2 separate regions of the Mus musculus genome follow, and region 2 is linked to region 1. The links are chromatin loops, found by intact Hi-C in ENCODE. Cell type or tissue: gastrocnemius. All regions are shown on one strand.

Region 1 (8,000 bases):
AAGGTGAGGAGAGAAAAAAAATGTAAGGAGGATAACCAGTATATATCAACAATATAAAAGTAACAACTATGGTGCCAGGTAGTGGTGGTGCATGCCTTTAGTCCCCACACTCGGGAGGCAGGTAGATTAGTTCAAGGCCAGCTTGGTCCATCCACCAAGTTCCAGGACAGATAAGGCTACAAACAGAGACCCTGTCTCAAAACAACAACAAAAAAAATGAAACATAAAACAAAACACCCGCCCCCAAAACCCAAAAAGTAACACTGATGAAAAAACTCTACTAATGTTAACATTTTATTGTTTAATAAGTCTTCCAGTCTTGGATATTTTCAAGTTAGCTATTCTCTGCCTCCCTTCTTTTACAGCCCAGGGTATTAATTGTAACTGCTGACACTGAACTGATGGCAACCTACAGAATCTGCTTTTTCTTTTTCTTTTCTTCCCTCCTGCCTCTTTTTGAGAGGGGACAGCCTTATGTTGCTTAAGCTGGCTCCTTGGGATAGACAGCTGCTGAAGGAGGGAAAAGGAGTAACACGAAACACAAGGTCCCAGAAGTCCCAGAGACATGTGCAGATTTAAAGGGCAAATAGCCAAGCAAGTAGGCACGCCCCTGCTTACATCAGTTTAGCAGCCTGGTCCTCACAACTCAAGCCTGTGAACTTTCAAGGGACCACACATTTTTAGACAGCAGTGCTGCTCTACTATCGCACCAGACTGCTAAATTCTTACAGGATGTAAGAAAAAGATGCAAGACAAACAAAGCACTTACTCTGTGAGGGAGGCACACTGTTTTGCTTAGCATTTGACTTGGGCTTGTCTGTGTCTTGTAACATCGGTGGCACTTGGGAAGAGCTGTTGTCAGAGTCACCTTTTGATAAGGTAATAGATGGCTCGGCAGAGATAGCAGGAGGAAGAGTCTTGACAGGCTATTTTGGAATAAAATTGTCTCAGAATTTTGTAAATTTCATATAATATGAAATAGTAAAGCCATATCCAGAGACTAGCAGCAAGCAAAATTAAAATGGCTTCTGATTAGTTTATATGTAGCAGTGTAATTTATTTCTGCCCTCTAGAGACACAACTAAACAAAACATCATCTATAGCATCTATGAATATAGCTTGAGATAAAATGATAAGCACTGCCTGGTGGTGGTGGTGGTAGATGCCTTTAACCCCAATACTCCAGAGGCACAGGTAGGGGATCTCTGTGAGTCCTAGGCCAGCCTGGTCTACAGATTGAGTGCCAGGACAGTCAACAAACATACACAAGTTAATATTATGAAAATCTAATTTCAAGGGGGAAGCTTTTAAAAAAAAGTAATCTCTACTAACTTGGGCTACCTGGCAGAATGAATAAAGGCACACACTCCATAGTGGGCTATCCAGTTAGTTTGGTTACTATGTTGCCCACATTGAAAAAAAGAAAAAGTTAAAATAGCTACTGAATCTCAAGTAAGAGGGAATAATTCTACGTTTTCATTTTCTTGATTCATCAGAAAAGCTTAAATCAATGTACCAGCTTTGAATTCGTGAAAACTGTTAAAAGACAAACATATTTACCTATTTAGTACCCCCCACCGCCCCCTTTTTGTTTCTCTTTTGAGACTTCCAGTCTATTAGAGCAGGTTAAAAAACTAGGCTGGCTCTGAACTCAGGACATCCTTCTTGCTGATACATCCTAACCTCAACAACCAGGGATATTGCAGTGTGTGCATCAGGGCTAATGCAAACAGTGGTAGCAGCGTGTACATTCCACAAGCAGACTGTGGGAATGCTCCTACTGATTGAATTGACCTGTCTAAATCTTCAGATATGGAGTCTAATAATGAAAATAAAAAAGTTTAGGGTAGTGACTAGTCAGGGCAGTATTAAGAATGCTTATTTGGAGTACCCTGAGGCAGAGGGATGAGTGGATCTTTTCACTAGCCAGCTTCACCTCTACCATCACTCAGAACACAAGGGGGAGGTTATGTTTCTCTTGTTCCTACTCTTCCTAGCTCCACAGACACAAGAGAAGTGGTATGAGTTCAGCACTCCTTCCTTCTATAGAGGCACTGCATCTACATTCATGCTGCTCTGTATATTACCACATACTTTCAGTTTTATTACTACTTCTCATCGTCTTTCCCTTCTATTTCTCACTTTACTTACATCAATTCATAGAAAGGCTCAAATGCATTTTTATAAGACGACCTCAAGCATAATTTAGTTGAAACACTAAATGTCTCCAACTAGAATGTCAAAACTATTCTTTGCAATAATAATCACATTTATGTATACTGAGATTATATCCTTTTACCTCAGAATACTTTTAGGGATTTAAATATATCAAATCTACGTGTGAAGTATTACTATCACTGTTTTAGAACAATGCTGCCACTATTCCTTCTTTAGCAGCCAGTTTACTAACATTAAAAGTTTCCTCAGACAGATGTTAATGGCTTGTCCACTGTTGTAATCTAGTTCCTCAAATAGCAGGTGGCTCATGAACCTCAAAAATAATTTCTGAATGTGTGAGTCAGGCAATTCAGTAGAATGTTATTTTATTTAAACCTTTAAGATTATGTATGTTTGCCTACAAATATGTATGTTTCATGTGCTTGGTGCCCAAATGAAGTTACACGTGGTTGTGAGCCACCATGTGGGTGCTGAGAACCAAATCCTGGTCTGCAAGAGCAAAAGGTCTTCCCAACCACTGAGCTAACTTTTAGCCCCCTTACTTTAGTAAAGCTCTGTGTATTAGTAACTATCCTATTTTTGTTTAGAGACATCATGATCAAGGCAACTCTTAGCAAAAGAAAGCATTTAATTGGAGGCTTGCTTACAGTTTCAGGGTTAGGCATTGTGGTGGGGAGCATGGCATTTGAAGATTTTTTTTTTTTCTGAGACAGGGTTTCTCTGTGTAGTCCTGGCTGTCCTCAAACACAGAAATTCACCTGCTTCTATCTCCCAAGTGCTGGGATTAAAGGCATGTGCCACCACTGCCTGGCTGAGCATAGCATTTGAAATCTCAAAGTCCATCTCTAATGACACATTTCCTCTAACAAGGCCACACCTCTTAATCCTTCTAAAACATTTAAGTCTATGAGCCTATGGCAGGTTACCCAATTAGAAACCATGTTTTCATTTTGTAAATTAAGTCTCTTCTGACTCATTAATATTTCATAATATTTCATATTTCCACAGAAGGGATATGATTAAAAAATTTGTCACTGTCAGGTACAAAGGTACATGCCTAAAATCCCAGCAATTAGGATGCAGAGACAGGAGGTTCAGGAATTTATGCCAGCTTTGGCTAGACAGTGAGTTTAAGGTCAGCCAAAGCTATATGAAATCTTGTCTCAAACAGTAACAGCAAAGCAAAACCAAATGAAAACCAAATTAAAACAAACATAATCTTAAAAAATTATCAAAAATTTAAACAAATGTTTCATTTTGGGAAACTGAACTGATCACATAAGGTGTATACTTTGGGTTAATGTGGCTGCTGAAAGCACTTTTTCTTTGGTCCTCTATTCTTTAGGAGAAAGCATGATACAGCAAACCCCTTTAGCACTGGGGAAATCTGTTTTATAATTGGCAGTGGGAGCTTAAAACTGCAGGTAGTACCTGGAACTTGCTTTGTAGACCAGGCTTTCCTTGAACTTAAGAGATCTTCCTGCCACTGCCTCACGAGTGCTGAGATTAAAGATATGCACAACCATGCCTGGCTTGTTCTACATTTCCTCTCAGGTTTTCTTTGTGGTTTAATTTTATATGTTTAGCATAGTACTTTAATAAAATATTGATTATTGTATAATTATTAAGGCAACAAAATTTTATTATTCTTTAAAAGTTACCTGGCTATTTTTGATGAGTACTTCAGCTGGGTCACTAGTGCTCATGGTCTTCAGGGAACAAGCTTTCTCCTGTTTTGGTCGGGCTTTTGAGGTATTCACTGGAAGCTCTTCTCTAGTGTCCTTTTCTAGGTCTTCTGTGTCCTGCAGAAGAAAGCTGTTTATTATATTAAACTTCTTGATGACTATAACAATCATTCTTTATAGCTTAAAATCCACTTTGTTTATTGTCCTGAAGACACCCTAAAGTGTCTTCACTTAAAAAGGTGTCCAAGCCAGGTATGGTGAGCCTATGGCTATAATCTCAGTACCTAGGAGGTCAGGGCAGGAAGACTGCTACAAGTTCAAGGCCAGCCTGAGCTACAGAATGAAACCCTGTCTCAAATCCTGCCCCCTTAAATTATATATACTAACGCAGATCCTAGAATGGGAACCTTTGTGATCCTTATTTTACAAGAGGAAACAAGACTTTAAAAACAGCATTTCATTCAGTGACTTCAAGGTGTAATGTGTTTATATATATAAATTATAAAGGGCATATAGAGAACTTCAATCAGTCATGATATTTAAGTCATGTAATTTCAGGGATAAATGTCTCAGTTTCTTTGTTCCTTTATTCCCTTAGCTGTAAAAGTTTGTACAGGAAATGTCCATCTAAGTTTTAATATATTCCATGTTCATTGTTTATATTTTTAAAGCTTAATAAAATAATCCTAAGTCACATTACATGCTTACATATATAGAATGTACTGCATGTCAATGCACGTGAATATCATACTCTAGTGACTATTTTAACAACTGCCCAAAATGACCGCAAAACTTCCCTTTCTGGGCAGTGTACTCACTTGTATCCAGGCCCACAACTTGAATCTGATACCCAGCACCCACATAGAAGAGAACTGACTTCTCAGCAATTGGCCTCTGACCTCCACACACATGCGCACACATGCATGCATGCAAACACACACACACACACACACATACACACACACACACACACACACGCCATTAAAAGTTTCCTTCCAATACTGCTAGTCTATGAAATGTAACATGACAGTACTGAGTTTGACTAGCAACTAAGAAATTCTGATATGAATTTAAAGTTTAGTGTGTAGGTTTTTTTTATTATTTTCCCTTCTCTAGATAGGGTCTCATAGCCTTGAACTCCTAAGAACTAGGATTAAAGGTATGGACTACCAAATCCGGGCAGCCACCTTTAAATTTTCCTGAGACAGTGACGCTCACTGAACCTGAAGCTCACTCCCCACTTTGGTGAACTTGGCTGCACAGAGTTTCAGGGATTTGCCTGTCTCTCGCCCTGCCCATCTCTGCTGAGACTGTGATTACAAGCACACATCACCATGTCCAGTATTTTTTGTGGGCTCTAGAGATTTAAACTCAAGTTTTTGTATTTGTGGAGCAGGTCTTTCAGCAAATGAGCCATCTCCCAACTTCCTATTTTCTGATGAACTTGAAATGGTCCTCTAGGAAGTCAGAGGCGACGGAGGAGTTAGGGGTACAGGAAGGACTCAGGGCATGAAGATTAAAGTACATGGATCAGGTTTCTTCAAGACCAGTGAGTCCAAAATTCTACCCTTCATCTCCCAAGGCTTCTGTTTTCTATTGTCTTGGAAGATCATAGTGGTTTAGGAAACACTTGAAGCACTTGTACTTCACAATCAAGTGGCTTGTGGAAAACAATGGAGCTCTATTATCCTTGACTACTTCTGAAGTAAATGGCAGGTCATGGTTGTTAACTGTATGAAAAATAGCCTGGTTTGGAGGCAGGAAATAGGTACCATGCTCCTGGGGAATGTTACCACTGGAGAGGAGGATTAGAGGGTAGGTAGAAAGGAAAATGGAAGTGGTCCACGATATGCTGGTGAAGCTAAAAAGGCAGCTCTGGGATTTGTTTTGTCATGTGTGACCTTGTGCTGCCTTCCCCATCTCACCATTTCATAATAAAAAGTACATGTCTAATTTTATTTAGTTTTAAAGGCATAAATCATTGAAACACTTTTTAGGGTGACTCAACTTTTATTATAATAATATAATGTATTATATTAACATGTTAATGTATCTAATATCTAGATATCTCTAACATGTCTAAAACTTCAAAATTCCAACTTTCCTATTTTAAGAACTCACTTGAGAGGGCAGTGGCCAGGATCACTTGCTGCTTTTGTACTGGAATTGGGTTCAACTACCATCCACATGGTGGTTCACAACCATCTATAACTTCAGTTCCAGAAGATCTGATGGGTACTAGGACTCATATGGTACACATACATACAGGCAGGCCAAACACACGTTTTTATAAGTTGTTCACACACTTTAGTTCACCTCTACATATCTTAGGGCCTACATATCACCTTTCCACACCACCAACAGTGGATGCATCCTAACGAATGCTCATTGTTCAGGTACGTTACCTGTGTGTGAGAGTTATCTTCCCCTTGCTTCTTCTTTTTCTTCTTTTTCTTTTTAGATTTTCCAGTTGGAAGAGCTCCCTCCCCTTTTTCTTTATCATCATCTGAAACCTGATGTTAAAAATAAAATACTGAAGTAAATCCAACTGGTTAAGTCTATATTACTCAGAACAATTGTGAAATAATTTCAGCCACTATGTTTGCTCTTTATCTTCAAAAATATAAATTAGGCGGGCGTGGTGGCGCATGCCTTTAATCCCAGCACTCGGGAGGCAGAGGCAGGCGGATTTCTGAGTTCGAGGCCAGCCTGGTCTACAGAGTGAGTTCCAGGACAGCCAGGGCTACAGAGAGAAACCCTGTCTCAAAAAAAAAAAAAAAAAAAAAAATTAGAATAAGCTAATTAACAAAAATTTAAGAAAACTTTTAAAAACCCACTGGCTCTGGCCCTCAACAGCTCCTGCACTTGGAGAGTGGCCTGCACCTTGCCTTAGAGCTGCCCCTGATCATGAATGAGGCAGAGTGGGCTCTGGGAACTGTGATGATGCCCTCCTGGCTCCTTGTCCTCTGTAGTAATCAGGAGAGCTGGCCCTGCATCTCACCTGGGCAACACAGTGGAGCTGGATCTAGAGGCATGGGTGCAGATGGGAGACGGAGAGTTTCCATTGCCTCCTACAATGGGTAGGCTATCCAGGCAAAGCTGAGGCACTCACCTTGGCGGTGCCAATGTGGGAGAGCCAGTAGGCTGACTACCTCAGCTACCACACAGGCTCAGATCAAGGGCTTTTGAGTTGGCCCACCCCAAAGTCTCTATCATCTGTGAACTGCTGGAGCTCATGAAAGGGGAGGTGTGCTGATCCAAAGCTACAGGATCGCCATGACACAGGAAAACAACAGGATAACAGGAAGAAGTCCGGGTGAGGATCCAATATTGATGTCACAGAAGCCAGAGATCTAGAACCAGACCAATTACTCACTGAACATTTGCAAGTGAAAATGTGTGGACAGAGAGGTACACTGCAGACAGATAAACTATATGCTTCCATGACAAGCTATTAAAAACTTTCTTATGGGGGGGAGGTTACAAAGCTGGAAGGAAGATGTGAGTGGGACTTGGGTACATGATGTGAAACTCAAAGAATCAATAAAAACTTGGGAAAAAACCTCAGTGGATGGGAACAGGAGGATCAAGACTTTAAGGCCAGCTTGGGCTAGATGAGGCTCTCTCAATCAACATTACCATCAACTCTCAAACTCTAGGTCCTAAGAGAGGACCACTACTTTGAATTTTTGTGTACATTCATTTTTTTCTAGAGATTTATACAGACATAACATTTTATAGAAGTATACAATATCACTCAGCTTTTGCTTACTGATTAATTCATTTCCAAGTGTCTATTCATACTTTGTTGAATATAGCTTTAATTCCTTTTTCTTTTTTTATTAGATATTTTCTTCATTTACACTTCAAATGCTATCCCAAAAGTCCCCTATACCCTCTCCTGACCCTGCTCCCCACCCACACACTCCCACTTCCTGGGCCCGACATTCCCCTGTACTGGGGGATATAATCTTCGCAAGACCAAGGGCCTCTCCTCCCAATGATGCCCGACCAGGCCATCCTCTGCTACATATGCAACTAGAGACACAGTTCTGAGGGGTACTGATTAGTTCATATTGTTGTTCCTCCTATAGGGCTGCAGACCCCTTTAGCTCCTTGGGTACTTTCTCTACACCT
Region 2 (8,000 bases), 46 kb after region 1:
AACTTGAGTATACAACAGCACACACCAAAATAAAAAGGGAACAGTGCTGGGCAGTGGTGGCACACGCCTTTAATCCCAGCACTTGGGACGCAGAGGCAGGTGGATTTCTGAATTCGAGGCCAGCCTGGTCTACAGAGTGAGTTCCAGGATAGCCAGGGCTACACAGAGAAACCCTGTCTCAACCAAAACAAAACAAAACAAAAAAAGTATACAGTACTCTTATTTCCTCTTTCTGAAAAACAAGGGTGTCCTGGCTGGGAAGATGGCTCAGTCTGTGGAGTGCCATGGTGGATCATGAGGGCTTTAGCTCAGATCCCCAGCACTTAATATAAAAGCCAGGCTATGTGTCTATAATCCCACCACTGTGACAGCACGGTTGGCAGTCTGGCACGTGGAACAGAAGGATCCCTGGAGCTCACTGGCCATTAGTAAGAGACCTGTCTCAAAACAAAAGAAAACAAACAAGAAAGAAAGAAAAAAAGAAAAAGAAAGAGGGAGTGTTTGAAGAAGATAATCACATATTAATACACATTCTCGTGTATATAAATTCTATGTAGTTTGATGGCAAAGAGAGAGACTAAGATTGAAATTCAAAATGTGTGTCACCCTGAACATGTTTCTACTTCACTAGATTTTAAAATTTTACTTAGGTTAAAGCTATAGGGAACATGCAGTGTGTTAGCGTACATCAGAAAGATGGTAAGAGGTAAAGCATGAAAATTCAGAAGAGGTAACTTCAGCAGAGAAGTTGGAATCCATGTATCCTTACAATAACTAATTTCTGAGTACTTGTCCTGCGCCCAGAATCTACCAGAGGCTTTACATACATGACTTTTCTTAATGGACAAGAAAGTATCAGAGTCTGCCCAAGAAGTCAGGCAAAGTTAACTCTGGATGTATTCTCCACAAGAAAGACTTTTAGTTGTAAAAAATTCTGATACAAATTCCAGATAATTTCTTAGGAGTTTAAAAACAGATTGATACATGTTAGATACTTTATTAACTACACACAGTGCAGCCTGTAATTTATCTATCTTAAAACCCAACTCCAATTAAAAAAAACTCTTCATAACCATTAGAACAATCTTATGAATATAATCTATAATACAATTTGCAAATTTTGCCATATAGTCTGAGCTACTTCATTTAGTAATGAAGATCCCAGTCTAAGTCCAATTCTTCAGGGATTCCAAACTATTTCCTGATTAATTGTATCGTGCATGCTCAATACCTGTCACATGGTTAAATTATGCTGTGGATGATTTCTGAATAATGAAATGCAAGGACTGTTTTCAGTTTGACATAATGAGAACTGGGATAAGGACTACAATAGATACAGCAGATTGTCTATGTACTTCTTGGCTAGATTTGGATGATGGTTTCTAGAAGTTTAGCATTCTGTGTATCAGTTTCAAAATTATTAGTAGAATTGGAAAGAAAACACAAGAAATAAAAAAACTCCCTAGATAACATCAAACTTAGAACTACTAGATAACAAACTTAGAACTACTTTGCTTGATTATTAAAAAATCTCTAAACACTTTTTAAAATTTTTATTATATCCCAATTGTTTGCCCTTCCTCCTTTTCTCCCTGTCTCTTCCCCACATCTACTCTTCCTCCATTTCTGTTTAGAAAAGGGCAGTTTTCCGATGGATATCAACAAAACATGACATATCAAGTTGTAACAAGACTAGGCACCTCCCCTCATCCTAGGCTGAATGAGGCAACCTGGTATGAGGAAAACAGTCCCAAAAGCTGGCAAGAGTCATAGACAGTCCCTGCTCCCACTATTAGAAGTCCCACAAGGGGGCTGGTGAGATGGCTCAGTGGATAAGAGCACCCGACTGCTCTTCTGAAGGTCCGAAGTTCAAATCCCAGCAACTACATGGTGGCTCACAACCACCTGTAATGAGATCTGATGCCCTCTTCTGGTGTGTCTGAAGACAGCTACAGTGTACTTACATATAATAAATAAATAAATAAATAAATAAATAAATCTTAAAAAAAAAAAGAAGTCCCACAAGAAGACCAATCTACACAACTGTAACATATATACAGAGGTCAATCCTATGCATGCGCCCTAGTTGTCAGTTTGGTCTCTGTGAGCTTCCAAGGCTTTCTTATACTCAAAAAGTAGAGCATGGACCAATAACATGAAAGTAGACCAAATATGCAAAAAGATTTACTTAGACACATAAAATAAATAAATAAATCTTAAAAAAGAAAGAAAGGAAGAAAGAAAGAGTCACATACCCAAACAAATGGAACCAAAATTCTAGACTTTTAAAAAAGTCAGAGAAATCAAATGACCTAGGATAGTCAGTGATGGCACATGCCTTCAATTCCAGTACTCAGGCAGAGGCAGAGAGGCAGAGAGGCAGAGGCAGGCAGCTCTCCATGTATTCATGGCCAGCCTGGTGTACAGTGAGAGTTCCAGGACAGCTAAAGGTACTACGCAGAGAAACCCTATCTTGAAAAGCACCCCCCACCACCACCAAAAACCAAAATCAAACAAAATGCAACATGCCCTTCTTAGACTGGAAATTAGAATATCATTTTGCATATGAAACTCCTTTTGCCTATGACCTCAAGTATGTCACTTAATCTCAAGGCTCTTTTGTGAAACCAGGAGTATTCCTTCTTTCCTTTTTTTAAAAAAATTCATTTATTTTATGTATATGAGTACACTGTAGCTGTTTTCAGATATACCAGAAGAGGCCGTTGGATCCCATTATAGATGACTCTGAGTCACCAAGTGGTTGCTGGGAATTGAACTGCTGAAGACCCCTGGAAGAACAACAGTCAGTGAGCCATCTCTCCTGTCACACTTAAAAGTTTCTTAATCCATTATTATTTAGAAAGATTTTACCTTTTAAAACATTTGTGTCTGTAAGTATATGTAAGCATATGGAGGTACCAATGAAGGCCTGAGGCATCTAAACCCTGTGGAGCTTGAGTTACAGGTATTTGAGAGTCACTTGATGTGTGTGCTAGGAAGAGAACTCAGGGATCCTCCTTTAACTGTTAAGCCACCTCTCCAACCCCATATTACTACTATCCTTCTAGTAATTAAAGCCAGAGGTAGACTTTAAGGTAAAGAAAGGGTTGTAACTTAGTGGTAGAGCACATCTGTAGTATATAGGAGACTTGCATTCAATCCTTTGTATGTATCAAAAAGAAAAATAGACCTATGGGTCAAATGATACAATTTAAGATTTAAAAAAAAAAGTCATGTGTATGAGCCTGTTTATTATGTGTAGGCCCCTGGAACTGGAGTTATGAATGGTTGTGAGCTACTAAGTGAGTGCTGGGTATTAAATCTAATCCCATCCAAATTTATTTTCAGTAGTACCAGCAAAACCACTACCAAAATAAAACAAAACCAAGTTAAAACAGTCCTAGTTCTACTGGGAATATATTAAACTATACATTTATTGAGCTCAATAACCACAAGTGTGATTTTAGGCATTTCATGTCAACAAAGCCTGTCCCGTCAGGAGGGTTTGCTTTTCACTCTAACAGGCCAGGCTAATCTTGGAAAAAACCTTTGAAAAGTAAACAAGAAGATCCTATCCTGATGACTATCACAAAGGAAACAATCTATTTTAAGGCAGAATACTGAAGGGGATAACAATTTCAAATCCAGTGATTGGAAAAGGATTTTCTGAGGTTTATTTTTATTTTCGATATATGTCGAGAGTCAATTGCCTGGAGCCAAGGCCTGCCTTGAATTACTAACCTTCTTGCTTCCACTGCCCAAATGCTGGGATTACACTTTAGCCATCTCTTCTGGCTTTCTAAGGTGAATTTTAAGATAAGATCTAAGGGCTGATAAAACTAATGGTGAAAGACTATTCTAGAAACTTTATCATTTGTTCATGTAAAGACAATGAACTATGAAAACATTTGTGAAGACGCAAATCAGACAACAACAATAACAACAAACCACCAGTGTAGTTTAAAGTAGCAAATAAGATGAAGCTACCAACTGGCTTTGAAAGAAAAGCAGGTGGCTGGAGAGATGGCTCAGGGGTTAAGAGCACTGACTGCTCTTCTTAAAGGCCTTGAGTTTAAATCCCAGCAACCACATGGTGGCTCACAACCATCCGTAATGACATCTGACGCCCTCTCCTGGTGTGTCTGAATACAGCTACAGTACATTTATATATAAAAATAAATAAGAAATAAGAAAGAAAAGCAGGTGCTGGGACAGATAGGCCATGGAAAGAGGTTTTGATTTTGAGTATAAAAGCTATGAAAAGTTCATTTTAGGCAGGATGCAAATTCATTATTTCAAAAGACTCCTTACTAGCTAGCTAAGCATGGGGGCAAATGAATGCCTGCAATCCCAACAACACTCAAGAGTCAGGATACCCCCACCGAGACAGAAGGCTCCTGAGTTAAGAGGTGAGCTTGTGGTCCTAAGAAAGACACTAAAAGCACAGGGGCTAGAGAGATGGTCCAGCAGTTATGGCAGTGGTTCTCAACCTTCCTAACGCTAGAGACAATTCATCTAAGATCCTACATCTTCTGAAATCACTACTCAGACTAAAATATTAAATGAAGAATATATTTACTCATTTAAAACCTGAATTGATTTGGGGCAACATGAAAAACCACATAAAGGAATGATTACTTAAAATGCCAATAGAAGAGAAAAAGAATGAAAGAAAAAAAAAAAAGCCAGCAAATGAAAAGTACCCTCAAAAAACAAAAAAACGAAATGAAATGAAATGAAAGGAAAAGAAAAAAGAAAAGAACCCTTTCCTTTCAGTTTTAGAGATAGAGCACCTGCAGTTCTCACCTAAAAGACCTATAGCTAGATTTTTATTAGGGGATAAAAAGCAAACCAGTGTATTAAAAATATATAGGTTGAGAAATATATTTAACAACAACAAAAAGCAAACACAAGGTGGTGGTAACACACATCTTTAAACCCCAATACTTAAAAGCCACAGGCAGGCAATCTCTCTGACTTTGAGGTCAGCCTGGTCTACACAGCAAGTTCCAGGACAGTCAAGACTACACAGAGAAATCCTGTCTCAAAAACTTAAAAAAAAAGTATTTAAAAGGCTTAATATGGGGAGGGGATAGGGATGTAACATTTGAAATGTAAATAAATAACCAATAAAAATGGGGGAAAAGGCTTAATATAAACAAATAAAAACAAAGTTTTAAAAATAAATCTTGGGGTTCTGGGGAGAAGGCTTAATTGTTCCCAGCACCCACATAAAAGCCACTTGTATTTCTCAAAAACAAAACAACAACAAAAAGAAAACTAAGACAAAGTCAGTAAGACAACTTAGTCAAAGCCTGGGTAGCTGGCTACTACTGTTGCTGTGCTAAAGGGACATGATATCAAAACCGCCTTTCTAAAAATTTATGTTTATGCCATAGATCAGAGTGACGGGCAGTAATTTAAAAAGTGACTCAGAACCAAGTAAATGCTGAGAATACATGATATGGATGCTCAGCTCCAAAGACAACATCTGTATCACCCCCTCAAGGCTCAGAGAACAGAGCACTGTGGAAGAAGGGGAGGGAAGAATATAAACTCCAGAGGATTAAGAGGAGTGCTATGAAATGCTCTTTTGGACACTACATGGCTACTGTACTCACGAAGAAAGAGTAACTTTGTTACCTGCCCAAGATCAAGCCACTCAAAAGTCCCTCATGGATGGGGCATGAACTTTCAGGCCTCACTCTTAGCTAAGGAGTTACTGGCATTTTACAGGTGCTGGGACAGAGGGAGTCAATTTTCTTTCAGGGCACGACTACTGATAAGTTGCCTAAATTAAGGTAGGTGGGAAAGGTTCACACCATCAAACCTTAGTGCATCTAGGCAGCACTAACTGGACTCAGTGGGTCACTAAAAAAAAAAGAATATGTGAAGTTGGGGACATCTTAGAGGGGGTGAGGGAGTGGGAAGAGTAGGTATGGATATAATTTATTAAGAAACAAAAAGCCAGTGGTGGCAACACATGCCTTTAATCCCAGCACTTGAGAGGCAGAGGCAGGTAAATCTTTTGAATTTGAGGCCAGCCTGGTCTACATAGTTTCAAGATGGCCAAGGCTGCACAGAGAAACCCTGTTTCCAAAAACCAAAACAACAACAACAAAAAGAAAAGGTTTTCTTCAATGGAGTTCTATCAAACACATTCCAGGGCAGGCCCCATGCCCTGACGCCTGAGTAGTTAGCCACCACAAACAGAATCATGTTTTATGGTGCACCTTCTGTTTTGTTATTTATTTACCTGTCTTACTGGTTTTGACTCTTTTGATTTAAAAAGAAGAAATATGTATTTTATATCTGTGACTACTCTGTTGCTGTCTTCAGACACACCAGAAGAGGGCATCAGATCCCATTACAGATGATTGTGAGCCCCATGTGGTTGCTGGAAATTAAACTCAGGACCTCTGGAAGAGTAGTCAGTGCTCTTAACCACTGAGCCATCTTTCCAGCCCTTTTGTTTTTGAGGGTGCAGAAAATAAGAGTATGTGAAGTTGGGTGGTAGGGACGATCTGGGCGGCTGGGGAAGGGCAATGAATATGGTCAACATGTATAAAAATTGAAATAAAATTTATTACTTTATTAAGAAAAAAAAGAAGATGATGATGATGAAGAAGGGGGCTGAAGAAGCAGTTTAAAACACTTGTTTCTTCCAGAAAGATTCAATTCCCAGCACCCATATGGTTGTTCATGACCCCTTGTAACTCCAGTATCAAGGGATCCACTGCCCTCTTTTGGCCTCCATGGCCCCAAGCAAAGCTTATGTGCAAACAGAACATTCAAACACATAATAAAATGTTTAAGACAGAAAGGGGTGGTTAAGGAAGACATTCAACATTAATTTTGGCTTCTACACCCACACATGTACAAGTTCACACAAACATACACACACACACAAACGTTTTGAAAATATGGATTTTCATGACTTAGGCAATATCCTGAAACATAAAATGTTCATTCAAAGAAACTATTAGTTTATATGACTAAATCCACCTGAATAAGTAACTCAACTTAAAAAAAAAAAATTGGGGGTGGGGGGGAGGCGGCACAGAGTCTTGCTGCATAGCTGACCTCTAATTCAAGATCTCCCTTGCCTCTGCTTGAATTTTATGATTACAGGCACACCACCACTGCATGGCTAGGAAGATTTTTTTTTTCTTTTGATGAATACCAGTTCAAAATGGCATGGACCTCAAAACGTAATTCTCTAGCCTCAGTGCCGAATTACAAGGTCATCTGTATAGCGGTGCACATTTTTAATCCCAGAACTTTGAAGGTAGAGGCAGGTGAAGCTTTGTGATTTCAAGGCCAACCTGGTCTACATGATGAGTTCCAAGACAGTGGGAGCTGCATAGTGAGACACTGTCTCTAAAACAAGCATACAAAAAAGAAAAGAATAAAAGTTCTTATAGTATAGACTTTATAGTTCTATTCCAGTGAGTGGTTTTCAAACTAATCAGCATGTTACGAATACAAATTTAAGAAGCCAGGCAGCCGGGTGGTGGTGGCGCACGCCTTTAATCCCAGCACTTGGGAGGCAGAGGCAGGTGGATTTCTGAGTTCGAGGCCAGCCTGGTCTACAGAGTGAGTTCCAGGACAGCCAGGGCTACACAGAGAAACCCTGTCTCGAAAAAGAAAGAGAACAAAAAAAAAAAAAAAAAAAAAAAACAAAAACCAAAAAAGAAGCCAGGCAGTGGTGCACACCTGTAGTGCCAAAAACTCAGGGCTAAGGTTGCAAGGAGCACTTGCAGCCAGGAATTCACAATCATCCTGAGTAACAGGCAGGTACAAGAAAGCAGGTTCCCTAGATCCAATTCTAAAAATTTTTAACTTTAGTGGTCTGAAATACAACTCAGAAATTCAGAAATTTTAAGGGCATTCAAACTGACTCTACTGCAAATAGCCAAAAAGGGAGACTCCTTCAGTGTTTTAACTAAGATCTTCAATTTGGACATATATAATAAGTCAAACAGATTAGGTTAAATGTT

What was found. A loop is a pair of places that touch in the nucleus more often than their neighbours do. Peaks named below come from ENCODE experiments on the same cell type or tissue, not always from the same donor. Only the 100,000 strongest peaks of a DNase experiment are listed, where the experiment ranks them.
Region 2: it touches region 1 in a loop (2.4-fold over the local background); 4 of 42 quality-filtered maps call a loop at or near these places.

Annotation. Positions count from the first base shown.
Region 1 is chr15:34,132,667-34,140,666 of GRCm38, reverse strand. Mtdh (metadherin) reads right to left here. Exons shown (of 12, transcript NM_026002.5): 9 at 6,269-6,376; 10 at 3,840-3,980; 11 at 770-926. Among named protein-coding and RNA genes, the nearest start is that of Gm38594, 29 kb to the left of the region's middle. In gastrocnemius, no CTCF peak of the experiment used is centred here; no DNase peak of the experiment used is centred here.
Region 2 is chr15:34,086,576-34,094,575 of GRCm38, reverse strand. All of the region lies in intron 1 of Mtdh (metadherin), which reads right to left. Among named protein-coding and RNA genes, the nearest start is that of Gm41291, 7.4 kb to the right of the region's middle. In gastrocnemius, a CTCF peak has its summit at 4,097 (motif pointing left); no DNase peak of the experiment used is centred here; H3K27ac peaks cover 1,751 bases.